Linked DNA regions of Homo sapiens: region 2 is linked to region 1. The links are chromatin contacts, found by Hi-C in ENCODE. All regions are on one chromosome and are shown on one strand. Each heading gives the region's core, a stretch centred on a gene start or an enhancer-like site at or near the end of the contact. The rest is flanking DNA. Distances are from core to core; before and after follow the strand shown.

What was found. A loop is a pair of places that touch in the nucleus more often than their neighbours do. Pooled maps may share reads with other maps.
Region 2: a pooled map shows a loop between it and region 1 (7-fold over the local background). The contact joins the enhancer-like site here to the promoter of PAXIP1-AS2 in region 1. A Hi-C loop is called at or near these places in 4 of 50 pooled maps.

Annotation. Positions count from the first base shown.
Region 1 is chr7:154,923,063-154,929,766 of GRCh38, reverse strand. It overlaps PAXIP1-AS2 (PAXIP1 antisense RNA 2), which reads right to left and starts at 1,250. Exons shown (of 8, transcript NR_024476.1): 1 at 1,000-1,250; 2 at 743-811. RefSeq lists enhancers at 620-839, 990-1,089, 1,110-1,169.
Region 2 is chr7:155,802,586-155,809,289 of GRCh38, reverse strand. SHH (sonic hedgehog signaling molecule) reads left to right here. Exons shown (of 3, transcript NM_000193.4): 2 at 2,733-2,994; 3 at 5,564-6,704. The coding sequence ends at 6,390. Among named protein-coding and RNA genes, the nearest start is that of SHH, 6.5 kb to the left of the region's middle. RefSeq lists enhancers at 2,186-3,154, 3,155-4,124 and a silencer at 4,031-4,210. Within about 2 kb of position 5,454, at least 5 of the 41 ENCODE cell types and tissues checked have a DNase peak (open chromatin) inside an H3K27ac peak, as active enhancers do.

The DNA of each region.
Region 1 (6,704 bases), core at 1-2,500:
TTCTGTCTATATTATTCCTGCCTGGATGACATAGTGAGGTCTTCACTGCTGGAGAAGGGAGGGCTGGTGGGCCAGAGGGGAGACCCTGCAGAGGTGTGCAGTGTCCTTCTCTGCTGTTCATCTCAACCCGCTGTGTTAGGAAACCAGGAGGAAGCCCTACCTGGAATGAAACAGGTGCCTAGAATGAAGAGGGTAAGGACAAGGTTTAAGACTGTGACACCTGTTGCTTAAGAGACGCATTTAGGAGTGTGGCATGTAGATCCCAAATGTCCGTTTTGTAAAAGTTGTTGTTATTGTTTCACTTTTGTTGTTGTTGTTTGTTTGTTTTGAGATAGAGTCTCACTCTGTTGCCCAGGCTGGAGTGCAGTGGTGCAATCACAGCTCCCTGCAGCCTCAACCACCTGGCTCAAGCACTCCTCCCACCTCAGTCTCCCGAGTAGGCGGGGCCACATGTGTGCACTGCCATTCCTGGCTAAGTTTTCTTTTAATTCTTTGTAGAGACAGGGTTTCCCTATGTTGCCCAGGCTGGTCTTGAACTCCTGGCTTCAAGCAATCCTCACACTTCAGCCTCCTAAAGTGCTGGGATTACAGGCGTAAGCCACCACGCCCAGCCTGTTGTTATTGCTTTGAAGGAGTTCAGGAAATGCCACCCCCATGGCACTTGGGAGTGCTGATCCCTGTGAGCTGAGGGCACTTGGGAATCAGCGGATGCAGGCAGAGGTTTCCTCTGAGCTCCCCTTACCTGCCTGAAGACGGATCCTCCAAAAGGAACTCAGCTGTCATGAATCGCCTCCCCAGGAATCTCGTCAATCTGGGAGGATTAACACAGATCACAGGAGAGGACACTGGAGGTGACATCAGCCCAGATGACTATCACCCGTTCTCCCGAAGGCGGCTCTGAGATGTTTACGACCTCAGAGACATTTCATCCACAGAGCAGCACAACCTTTACTCACCAGACAGTCCCTCCCCAGGCTCTCCCATCACTTGTGTTCTCACCTCCCCTGGAAGCCCCGGGAACTTCGAAGTAGGCTTCTGTGGACTCCTGCCACTTCATCAGTAGCTGGGGCCCTGGTACCAGCACAAACTGCTTGCATCCAACTGACTTCACCAGACATACGGGCGTCTTTGGTAAGACCGCTCTCAGGTTTTGAATCTCCCAGGTTTGGGCTGAGATTCAGATTTTATTTAAGTAAATGAATTTCATGCTCAGTGGGACTGATATTGAAGCCGCCATTTAGGGCTTTAAGGCAGGAGTTTCGCGTCATTTCTCTAAAGATTCTGCTATTGGCAGGTTTGTGGTTTCACTTTTCTATTAGGTTAAGTTTTCGTTCGTCTTACTTGCTCTTTTGTAACCTTTTCTCTCATTGGACATTTTACTTGCTCAAGTTTGTAACCTTTTCTCTCATTGGACATTTTTTTACTTGCTCAAGTTTGTAACCTTTTCTCTCATTTGACATTTGGTTAAAGAGAAAGCAGTTTTCTTTGTAAAAGGAGAAAGTGAATGTTTGTGGCTTAAGCCAAATTTGTGGCTTTAAACCAGCCAGGCTTTGGATCTTGGTTAACATTGAGATTTAAAGTTTCTTCCTGAGTCACCCAAAATTTGTAAAAGGTTGGAATGAGGACGTGATAAGCTGAAGACAAAAAGGACTCTTTCTCCCAGCTGAAAGGCACCTTAGGCAATGGAGGTAACACAAGGGTGTGGAAGCTCACAACAAACCCCAGAGAAGAACTCACAGGGAGAGCTGCTTAACCCCCGGGGCACACAACACACAAGGGGTTCGTCACCCAGTGCCTTGAACTCCCAGAAATGTCTGGGTTTCTCTGAGGTAGGTAAGAGGGAAGAAGCTACTTGTAGGTGATACCTCCAGGAATAATCCCTACTAAGCAGCACACTGGACCCCAAACACTTTTCCCTTTTAGCCTTTGGGCATTTTAAAAGAGAATCCAAATTATGAGCAATTATCCATCTATAACCAAGCCCTCATTAAGCAATGCACCTTTGGAAACTCCAGCGGGGTTTATGTACAAGACTTATGGCGCCACCTCCTGTCGATAGTTGGAGAAATGGTCTTATTTGACCTAAGAAGATCCTAAATTACAATGATCAAAGAGAATTATCTTTGAAATAGCTAGATTAGTTTATTTATATGCACAATTTTAAAAAGCCAGCTATGGAATCAAATAAAATAATTAAGAGAGTTACTTCCAATGGCACCCAGAAGCATCCAAAAGAGGTTTTGACAGAATTCTTCCCTTAGAGGAAGAAAATAAAAAGCACTCTAAAACCATTACTGAATTTTAAAAAACACTGAAATGTCTTCTTCTCTCCCTGCTCCCCTGTCTCTCTAAGCCTCCTTGTCAGAACTACCCAGCCCTGATTGACCTTCTCCTCCTCCTCCTCCTGCCCCTCCTCCTGCTCCCACTGGTTTGGCTCCATTTCATCCAGCATCTGGTAGAGGGGAACCTGCTTTATCAATCATGATCAAACTTACAGGCATAGTTAAAAGAATTCCTTGATCTTCACCAGGTTCCTATTGGTTTTGCTAGGAAATTTGAATTAAATATCCAAGCTTATGACCCTAGTTATTCTGACTTCTAGCAACAGATTCACATGTTAGTAGCAAAAATTAAAGCTAAAGGCTGGCTAGACAAAGCTCACTGGAGAAATCTGTTAGGGATCTTCATAAATGTTCAGAAGAGGACCATAGACAGGCTTGAAGAACAGCAAAGGCTTTGCATCAGGCTATCTCCTCAGTTTTTCAGAGTAGTCAACTGGAACAAAATACAATATCAACAAAATTCAGATGAGTCAGTAATATACTTTGAGGGCTGTGGAAAAAATTTTAAAGAATATTTAGTTTTATCCGAAGAAAGCTGTGCTAATCATCGAAATGATACTCGACTCCAGTTTAACAAATGAGTTAGATGAATTGGAACTAACAATGAAAAGACAAAGTTGGGCCACTTCTGATACTCATGATTTGGTCAGTCTCATTGACCGGTTATCTGATACCTTAACTGAAGAAGAAAGAGAGAGGGAAGCCAAACAAAAGAGCGAGGCTAATACAATTATGAATTTACAATTAAAACAACTATTCACACAATTTTGGCCTTCACAATACCCCTAGAAACTCCCTAATGGACCTAACCTTCCACTTTGCAATTTTTGCAAAAAGCATGATTACTTTCAAAAGAGTTGCCAAAAATGAAAAAGGAAAGAATGTTAACCAGTGGAGGCAGAAAAGAAAACAGGGGTGCTCCAAGGAACTTAAAGGGGCCTTTCATTTCCTCCTTACTAACACTGGGAGAAATAAAAATTATTATAAATGGAGAACTAACACAAGCACTTATTGACACTGGAGCCACATTATCTGGAATTAATCCCATCTTGGTACAAGGTCCCATTCCTTGCAGTAAACAAAGAATTCAAATGGTGGGCATCACAATCCTCCTGTATTGGCATACCAATCTCAGCCTGTAACCTTTCAACAGTGTTCGTTACAAGGAACTCATGCCCTCCTCTTTGTTCCATCAGACCCCATCCATTCAACAGGAAGAAACTGCTTAGAATTATGTGATACCCACATTTCTTTCTCTCAAAGGAAGGAAATATATTTAAAATTAGATTATAAAACTCAACTTTGAGACACAACAGATATTTTAATAAAATTTTCAAAATCTAATCCAATTGCAATCCATATTGCCATGAAAGACAATGAATTATTGCTTAATGAAGAATTACAAAATGTACTAAAGACAGTACTTGATCCATTGTGGTCAGTGTCCTCCATTGATATAGAAACTATCATCTCAGCTACTCCAATAAATATTTAAATATACCCATGGAAACATCTTCAAAATACAAGACAATACCCCTTGAGAACTAAAGCTCTAGGAGGGATAAAGCTTATAATGTCAGATTATATAGAAAGATGACTGTTCATTCCTTGTACAAGCCATTGTAATACCCCAATCCTCCTGGTAAGAAAACCAAATGTTAGAGAATGGAGGTTTGTACAAGACTTGAGAGCAATAAACAACATGGCAATCCCATGGCACCCTATACTGCACAAGCCTATGTTACTCACAGCCATTCCTTCTAATGTGGAATTCCTTACAGTCATAGACTTATGTAGTACATTCTTTAGCATTCTTGTAGACAAAAATAGCCAATTTCTCTTTGCCTTCACTTGGGAAAACAGACAATACACTGGGTCACACAGGCCTCCAAGGATATGCTGAAAGCCTGACTTACTTTTCAAAAATATTAAAAATAGGCCTCTCAGATGTTAATTTCCTGGAAATGCATACATTAATCCAGTAAATAAATGACTTCCATCTTGGAGAGCAAACAAGATGTTCTGTGAATGATGGGCTACATTTATTACAAAAGGCAGCCCTAAGAAAACAAAGTCTCTAAAGAGAAACTTCAATTTTGTCGAAGACAAGTGATATACTTAGGCCACCTAATATCCAAGGAAGGATGTTTTATTAATTCAGACAGACTAGAAAGGATCTCAGCTTTTTACAACCAAGAATGAAGAGATGGTTGAGTGGGATTTTAGGACTGGCAGGATATTGTAGAAATTGGATTCCAAATTTTTATTTAAAAGCCCAATCCTTATATGCCCTCCTTTTTGTTTTTAAGACAGAGTCTCACTTGGCTAATTTTTGTATTTTTACTTGAGACGGGGTTTCACCATGTTGGCCAGGCTAGTCTTGAACTCCCGACCTTCATTGATCCACCCATCTTGGCCTCCCAAAGTCCTGGGATTACAGGCATGAGCCACTGCGCCCACCTTCCTTATATGCCCTCTTAATAGAGAACTTTAAACCCTCTAGACTGGATAAAAGAAAGTCAACTAACATTAGAAATGACTAAGAATGGTCTTGCCAATGCCTCTTCTTTGGGGCATGTAAATTATAACCTCACATTTTCATTGTTTGTACATGAAAATGATGGAAATGCTTTAGATAATCTGACTCAGAAACATGAAGGCTGAAATAGACCTGTAGGGCATTACAGCCAACAGTTAGGCCCGGTAGCCAAAGGATTGCCTCTTTGCATGAGAGATATAACAGCAACCACCTTGTTCATTAAGATGACCCAAGGAACTGTGGTGGGAACTCCCCTTACTGTTTTTATCCCTCATTCTGTGGAAGCATCACTAAACTCACACCACACTGGACATTATTCAATTAGTAGACGAGCTTCACATGAGTTTTACTTCTTTCAGCTTCTCCTATCACCATCTCCAGGTGTAACCTAAATCCTGACACTCTTCTGCCTTCATTTTCAGATGAAACACTGCATAATCACATAGCCCCAGTTGATTGGCTCCTCTTTCCTAGGACTGACTTGCAAGAGACTCCACTGATTAATGCTGATGTTGTTTGAGTTACAGGCAGCTCTTATTTAAAGGATGGATCAGGGACTTACCGAGCAGGTTACACAACAGTATCTTCAACTGAAGAAATAGAAAGGCTTACCTTCCAGAAGCCACCTCACATCAACAAGCAGAATTGCATTGATCAGGGTTTGTCAGTTGGCGAAAGGAATAATTGTTGATAATATTCATTACTAATATTCAGTAAATATGCTTTCAGAGTAGCTCATGATTTTGGAATGCTATGGAAACAGAGGATTTTTCACCTCTTCTGGTCAATCCATAAAAAATGGACACCTCATTTCACAATTGTTGGGAGCCATATTATTACCAAAGTCACTGGCCATAATTAAAATTCCAGGCCATTCTAAATCAAACACTCCAGAAAGCAAAGGAAATCAGCTAGCTAATAAGGTAGTAAAAAGAGCTACTGTAAATGTATCTAAACAAGAAAAATAATCTACAGTAATCTTAAAAGAAACACCTGCATTTGTATAAAATTACCTCAATCTGGGCTCCAAAACCAGAACATAAAAGTTGGAAAGCAAAGAGGGGGAACATACTCCCCCAAAGACGAGGTATGATATGGATCAAACAACATGCTTCTACTTCATGCTGAATTTTTGTTATCATTTCTAACTTATGCACATGACATAACTCCCCAGAGCCTGACAGAGTGATTGCTTGAGGGAAACGATATTTTGGAAACCTTCTCTGACTGTAGCACACAGGATGTACAGTTGTTACCTTTGCCCCCAAAATAATCCAGGGAGGCCTCTGTCAAAGTATGGCAATTACATTCCGTCCAGTTGCCGCTCTCACAAATATACACATATATTTTGGTAATGATTGGCATGTTTTCTCATTGGGTGCAGGTGTTTCTATGTAGAAGAGCAATGACCTTAGGGTGAGTACAATTCTCTTAGAAAACATTATTGCAGCCTGGGGAGTTCCTCTGGAGCTTCATAATGACAGAGACACTGGGATCACTGGATAAGTCATCCAACCAGTACGTTAAATTTGGCCCATTCTCCAGTATTTCCATTGTGTTGACCACCCCCAGTCATCTGGGTTAGTGGACCACACAAACAGAATAATCAAAGCTCAACTGGCAAAATTAATGGAGGTCTTTCAAATTCCTTGGCTAAAAGCTCTTCCACTGTTTCTGCTTAATCTGAGGTCGATCCCTTTTGGTAAACACCAGTTATCTCCATTAAAAATTACAGCAGGCAGATCTATAGCCTTTAATAGTAAAGGAGACATATTTAGCTATTGCAATGGCTTAATGAGGCAATTAACTAAAAATTATGAATC
Region 2 (6,704 bases), core at 4,205-6,704, 880 kb before region 1:
GTCTCTAATGTGACTGCCGCCCAAGTCCCTCAACCATGGCGAGATCGTCCCCAGTGGAACTTTCGGAGCAGTTCCGGAACGCAGGAGCTGCCGGTTAATATTAACCCGGGAGAGGAAAGCGCAGACAGACACGCTCTCCCCGCGCGGGCCTAGGTGCCAGGCGAGGGTGCTGGCGGCCAGGGGGCTCCTAAGGGGCAGGAGGCCAGAGGGCCGGATCTGAAGCCTGGAGTGGGGTCCCGAGCCGCTACACTAAATAGATTTAATGTGCGCTCTGGGGCCGCCAGGAAAGACGCTCAGGTATGGGGTTGGGGAGGGGCTGTTCCACCAAGCTTGGGGGAAAGGACAGTGGAGAGAGGTGCGTTTAGGGGCTGGGGCTGTCTTGAAGCTGGGACGCCCCCGCCCCCGCGCTGGGGGAAGCCCACCGGCTGCTGGCGGTGACACTCGCCGGCGCGGCTCGCAGATCAGGGAGGTAGGCGGGAGCTCAGGCGTGGGGAACAACTTGGCCTCCGCCGACACAAAGCCCGGCCCCGGCGGCCCTGCTGGGCTTCACGGTGGCTGCACAGAGTCGGGCTTGATTCGCGGCACACGACCCAATGAATTAATAACCGGCCTGGGCTTCCCGGCTTTGCCTGCGACAATCCCGCCCAGCGCGGGCGGAGGAGAGGCCGCCAGCCGAGGCCGCGCGGAGCCCGGGCCGGAGGAGGGCGCAAGGGGCGGGGGCGCCAACTCCAGCAACCCTCGGCCTCCGCCCCTCACTCGCGCAGCCACCTCCCGTCGCGGCCCGGCTGGACCCGGGTCTCCCTGCCCGGGGTCCTCCATGCCTGCCCAAGTGGCGCAGCTCACAGAGCTGGGGGCCAGGTCATCCTCACCCTGCCGCCCTCTCCCTGGCTGCCCTCCTGGGAAGCTGTTTAAAGCTTCTTCGGCACAGCCCCAGGGGAGGGAGCTGCGGTGGGGTGGGGGGCTTGCATGGGGGTCCCTGTGCGTGTTGGTGGTGTGCGCCTGCGCGCAACGGGCCTCACATCATAGCTCTACACTGACCCTGGTTTACTGATTGATTTTCATGTAAAACGCGTTCAATCCTCAAGATGACCTCACTCAAACTCTGCCCTTCCGACTTTTTTTTTTAACTGCTGGCAGGCCCACAAACATGCAGGCACTGACCTGTTACCAGGGCGGCCCCCAGCCCTACCCCACCCCCAGTTGTTGCATGTTGAACTCTACAACCATATTACTGGGTTTTATTGCTGCCAGATACACAGGACTTTTCCTGTTGCGCAATTTGTCACGTCCCCTTAAAGCGCCGCAGCAGTGGGGCCAGCGTCCTCGCCCCACCCTCTCGAAAGAGTCCCCCCAACCCACGCTACAGTTAGGGCCCTGGATAGAAGCTGTCCCTCCATGGCGACAACCAGACTCCAAGCAGAGCATCCTTCCAGACTGGAGGAGGTTAGAGGTCAGCCCCGCCCTCTGCAGAAGTCACCTTGAAATTGCCCCTCGGCCTCCACTTGGCGCAGCTTCTTGGGGGATGCCACCATCGTCATCTGTGCCAGTTCCCCCTCTTTAAATCCCATGTCCCACCAGCAGCAGCAGGGTAAACATCCAGGAAGCAAGTCAGTGCCCCCACAAACACACACAGTGGATTCAACTGCTTTCTGTCGCATCCTTATCTGAGGGTGACCCCAGAATTCCAGGGGAACCCCCACAATCTGAATCCCAGGTAACCCCGTCTGCATCTGCCTAGTCAGTGTTTCCTGCCTCCTCCCAGGCAACTTCCTGGGAAACTCCCCAGGCGGAGGACTCCGAGACCTCAGGCCTTCCTGTCTCCCCTCCCCCTCCTCTCAAACCCCTCCCCCTCCCTCCACCTCTTCAGTTTGCTCTTCAAACTTGCTGGACGCCATTCTATGCTGGGGCCAAGAACACAAGAGCGGAGGAAGGGAACAGGTTAAAGAAAACAAGAAACACAATCAGACCACAGAAAAGCCAGGCAGAAAAGGGTTCGACGGGCAAAAAGAATGTGGCTGTCCAGATAAAGAATGTCTGTCCCGGCCCCGGCCTGTGCTGCAAGTGGCAACTCACCTAGCCGCCTGCCACCCAGGCTCCCGCCCACCGCGCAGCCCCGCCAGCGGCTTCTCGCCTCCCCTCTGCCTCGGATAGGGTTAGGGCCTGAGGTAAATAAATGCAAGGCCTTCAATTCTCCAAGCAGTGCGCAGTGCATTTTTCTTTATTTCTGGGAACTTGCGCCCAGGTCTCTGTCAGGCCTGCTGTGAGGGATTCTACGCGGGGAGAAGGTGGAGGCTGCGCAGGTGGAGAAAGGGGCCCCAGAAGGGGGGCTAGAAGTGGAGGGCAACGTGGGGGCGGGGCGGGTATCCCAGAGGGTGCCCCTGGAGGGTCCTGTAGTTGATGTCTTAAACATGCAGGTCACTTGTTTCAGAGAAACTTTATTTGCTTCTTAGGCCTCGCTAGGAGCATCGGCTGTTTCAGGACCTGGAGAAAGGCCCCCAGCTCTACCCTGAGAGGACGTGCTCCTCCACGCTCCTCCGCAAATGCTGTCCCTCTTCCCCAGCCCAGGGCCCGGCTCTTCGGTGTGTCTGGGCCATTCCAACCCCCGTCTCCCCACCTCTCCGCATGGCCCTCGCGCCTTGAGACTGGGCAGGGCAGGCTGATGGAGGGGCCGGGAGGGGTGGCGGTTGCCCAGGCTAACGTGTCCGTCGGTGGGGGTCCCCTTGTCTTCGCAGAGGTGTAAGGACAAGTTGAACGCTTTGGCCATCTCGGTGATGAACCAGTGGCCAGGAGTGAAACTGCGGGTGACCGAGGGCTGGGACGAAGATGGCCACCACTCAGAGGAGTCTCTGCACTACGAGGGCCGCGCAGTGGACATCACCACGTCTGACCGCGACCGCAGCAAGTACGGCATGCTGGCCCGCCTGGCGGTGGAGGCCGGCTTCGACTGGGTGTACTACGAGTCCAAGGCACATATCCACTGCTCGGTGAAAGCAGGTAAGCTGGCCCTGGCCCCCCGGATCCGACCCAAGGAAGGCCATTGGCGCACCTCGGCTTGATTCAAGAGAAAAAGAAACCTGGGGGGAGGCTGAGGGCCAGGAGCAGGGTCGCTGGGCGATGACTGCGTTTCCGCGGTGGAACCTGCCCTGTGAGGTGCCGGCCCCTCGAAATCACCCCTACCTTTGAGGCCACAGAGCCCAAGGTTCTCCATGCCCCGAGATGGGGTCCTGTGGCTTCCTGCCCGCTTCTGGAGCCCCCACTGCAGGGGGTGGGAAAGCGTGACTGGGGGAGGGGCGCTAGGCCCTTCCAGGCGAGGGAAGACAGCCCTGCGCGGTTAGCCAGGTCTGGGCGAGCTCCTTCCTCTCGTTTAGGGCTTAAGAACCAACCGCCCCCACCCGCTATCCCAAGCGCAGGGGTGTCTATCCTGCCCCGGAGCCCGCGTCCTGGCTCCTCCCCGCCGGGCGCCCGTGGATCCTAAGCTGCCTTTGGGGAGAGGCCTGGTGGGCGGCAGTAAACCCAGGGGCAACCACCTCCAGCATCTGGAGGCGGCGCGCCCGGAGCCTGCGTTCCTACTGGGAGCCGGGCCGGGACGCCCTGGGCGGCGGGCAGGCCCCGAAACGCCGGCCCGAGTCGGCGCGAGGCTGTCTTCTCTGGGCCTGCAACGCCACACGCTGTTGCCGGCGAGGAACAGCCGTGGAGGAGGCGCCATCGCGCGCACGCAAACCTCCGGCCCGAGGCTGTGTGCACAGCGCTCTTCTCCGCCCGCATAAATTGGCACGTTTAGCAAAGCCGTTCACGGTGAATTTCGGGGAAACTCTGCCTTCCTCAACCCCCTTCCAGGCTTCCCTACTTGTCTCCTAAATTCCATGTTAATGGCACTATGTTAGTAGGAAAACACTGTTAAGGTGTCAAGGCACACTTGTAGGTAAAGGCTAGAGTGGCTTCTCGTCCCCACAGAAAGCAAAGGCGTGGAGCGGGGGCGGCAGGGGCGGGTGTGCGGCCCGGAGAGCTCCCGGCTGCAGGCAGGCAGGAGGCGGCGCCCCCACCTCGCGGGCTCGGCGGCGGCCCCTGGGCCCAGGGCGCCCCCTGCGCAAAACCTCCTCCCCGGCTCCCTGCCCGCGGGGTCCCCCTAGCGGGGGTCTCCGGAGGCCTCCTCCCAAGTGAGCAGCGCTAATCCATCCCCCGGATCGCGCCGGGAGAGCGGAGCCGCGGCGCGGGAGCCGCTCATTGGCATTCTGAGCACACGGGCGGGGGCGCGGGGCGCAGCGTGTCAAGCCGGGCCGTGCGACTCGACGACTCGGGCTCGCCAGCGCCCGGGGTCGCATTCCGGGGGGCTACGGAGGGCCTCCAACGGCCAGCCCCGCACTTCATGCCAGAGAAACCGATGAGAAGATTAAAAGCCCCCTGTAATTCCAGCAGGAAGATTCTTTCTGGCAATCTCTATTTGCAAAAAGCATGATCCCGGAGATTGGAATGCAAAGAAGACGGCCCTCCCCGCCCTCCTCCCCGGCCCCCTGCGCTCCGCCCCAACTTCAATTATTGTCCTGGGGACAGTGAGCCTCAGAGAGCGACAGAGGGCTCGAGAAAGCGGGTAGTCAAGGGGCCTTGAGACCCGGCGCTTCCAGCGCTCCGAACAGGCCCCGCCATTTAAAATTCAAATACACATCTTGAGTGCTTGGAAGAGAGGCCTGGCTGTGCAAATAGTGCTTGTGAATTGCACACGGGGTGGGGGGGGGTTGCACCTGAGCAAATAGGGAGGGGGAGGCCCGCGAGCTGGGGAGAGAGTGAGCTGAGAACAGGGAGGGGAGAAAATGGAAGTGTCCCCTTCCAAGAGTGTCTCCTGTTTATCCCAGAAATCACAATGACAATGCTGGGCCCTTTATTGGATTTTAATTAGAAAATCCACACAAGCCTCGGATTTTCACACCTCGGCCAATCTCTGGAATGTTTGTCCAGTTGCTACAACTACTGCAGCTATTTTTCACTCCCCGCCCCCGCCCCTCCGCAGGCCCACGCCGAGGCGCGGCAGGGTGCTGCGGGCAGGCGGGCAGGCGGGCAGGCGGGCCAGGGGTTTCCGCCGCGCAGCCCGGGTGCTGAGTGCGCGAGCAGGCGCCGCGCCCCGCGCCGGGGCGGGAGGGAAGGAGGGTGCGCCCGGCGCCCGCGGGAGCTCAAGGAGGCTTCCTGAGGAATCCAAGTGCAGAGCAAACACCCTCTGGATGGATTCGCGGCGAGGCCGGGTGTGTGCGGAGCTGGGGGTGGGGTTGGAGGAAGGCGGAAGGAAAGAGTGTCACCGGCCTCTGCAGGAAACGCCAGCCAACCTCTGTGACCGCCAGCCCAGACTTAGAGAGTCGTTAAGGAATGTGTCGGAATCCTGTCCCTGGGGCAGTGGGGTTGGGGGAGGGAGGTGTGTGCGGGACCCGCCTGGAATCAATCGCCCCGCCCCGCGCCTTGCGCACCCCTGGCCTAGGAGCGCGGGCACCAAGCGTGCGCCCTCCTCCCCGAGACGCGCCTCCCTCTCGGAACTCAATGCCCTGTCCTCTCTTCTTTCCCTTCTCCTCACCCGCAGAGAACTCGGTGGCGGCCAAATCGGGAGGCTGCTTCCCGGGCTCGGCCACGGTGCACCTGGAGCAGGGCGGCACCAAGCTGGTGAAGGACCTGAGCCCCGGGGACCGCGTGCTGGCGGCGGACGACCAGGGCCGGCTGCTCTACAGCGACTTCCTCACTTTCCTGGACCGCGACGACGGCGCCAAGAAGGTCTTCTACGTGATCGAGACGCGGGAGCCGCGCGAGCGCCTGCTGCTCACCGCCGCGCACCTGCTCTTTGTGGCGCCGCACAACGACTCGGCCACCGGGGAGCCCGAGGCGTCCTCGGGCTCGGGGCCGCCTTCCGGGGGCGCACTGGGGCCTCGGGCGCTGTTCGCCAGCCGCGTGCGCCCGGGCCAGCGCGTGTACGTGGTGGCCGAGCGTGACGGGGACCGCCGGCTCCTGCCCGCCGCTGTGCACAGCGTGACCCTAAGCGAGGAGGCCGCGGGCGCCTACGCGCCGCTCACGGCCCAGGGCACCATTCTCATCAACCGGGTGCTGGCCTCGTGCTACGCGGTCATCGAGGAGCACAGCTGGGCGCACCGGGCCTTCGCGCCCTTCCGCCTGGCGCACGCGCTCCTGGCTGCACTGGCGCCCGCGCGCACGGACCGCGGCGGGGACAGCGGCGGCGGGGACCGCGGGGGCGGCGGCGGCAGAGTAGCCCTAACCGCTCCAGGTGCTGCCGACGCTCCGGGTGCGGGGGCCACCGCGGGCATCCACTGGTACTCGCAGCTGCTCTACCAAATAGGCACCTGGCTCCTGGACAGCGAGGCCCTGCACCCGCTGGGCATGGCGGTCAAGTCCAGCTGAAGCCGGGGGGCCGGGGGAGGGGCGCGGGAGGGGGCGGGGCGGGGCAGCAACAGCAACGCAAAGCAAAAAGACACTCGGAAAAGGCGCACGAACCAGACTGAGTTATAATAAGAATAAGAATAATAAAGTAGGACAGTCCAAAGTAGACTCTAAGGAAACAAGGACCCCGGGAAGTTTTGTTGTTGTGCTTAGTTGATATATATTTTTTGAATTTTTTTGGTTATTGTTTTATTTTGGTTATTTTTTCCTCCTCTCCTGGCTATTTATTTGTTTGGTATGAATAGATGTTTTAAATAATATGAACCGGACCTTCA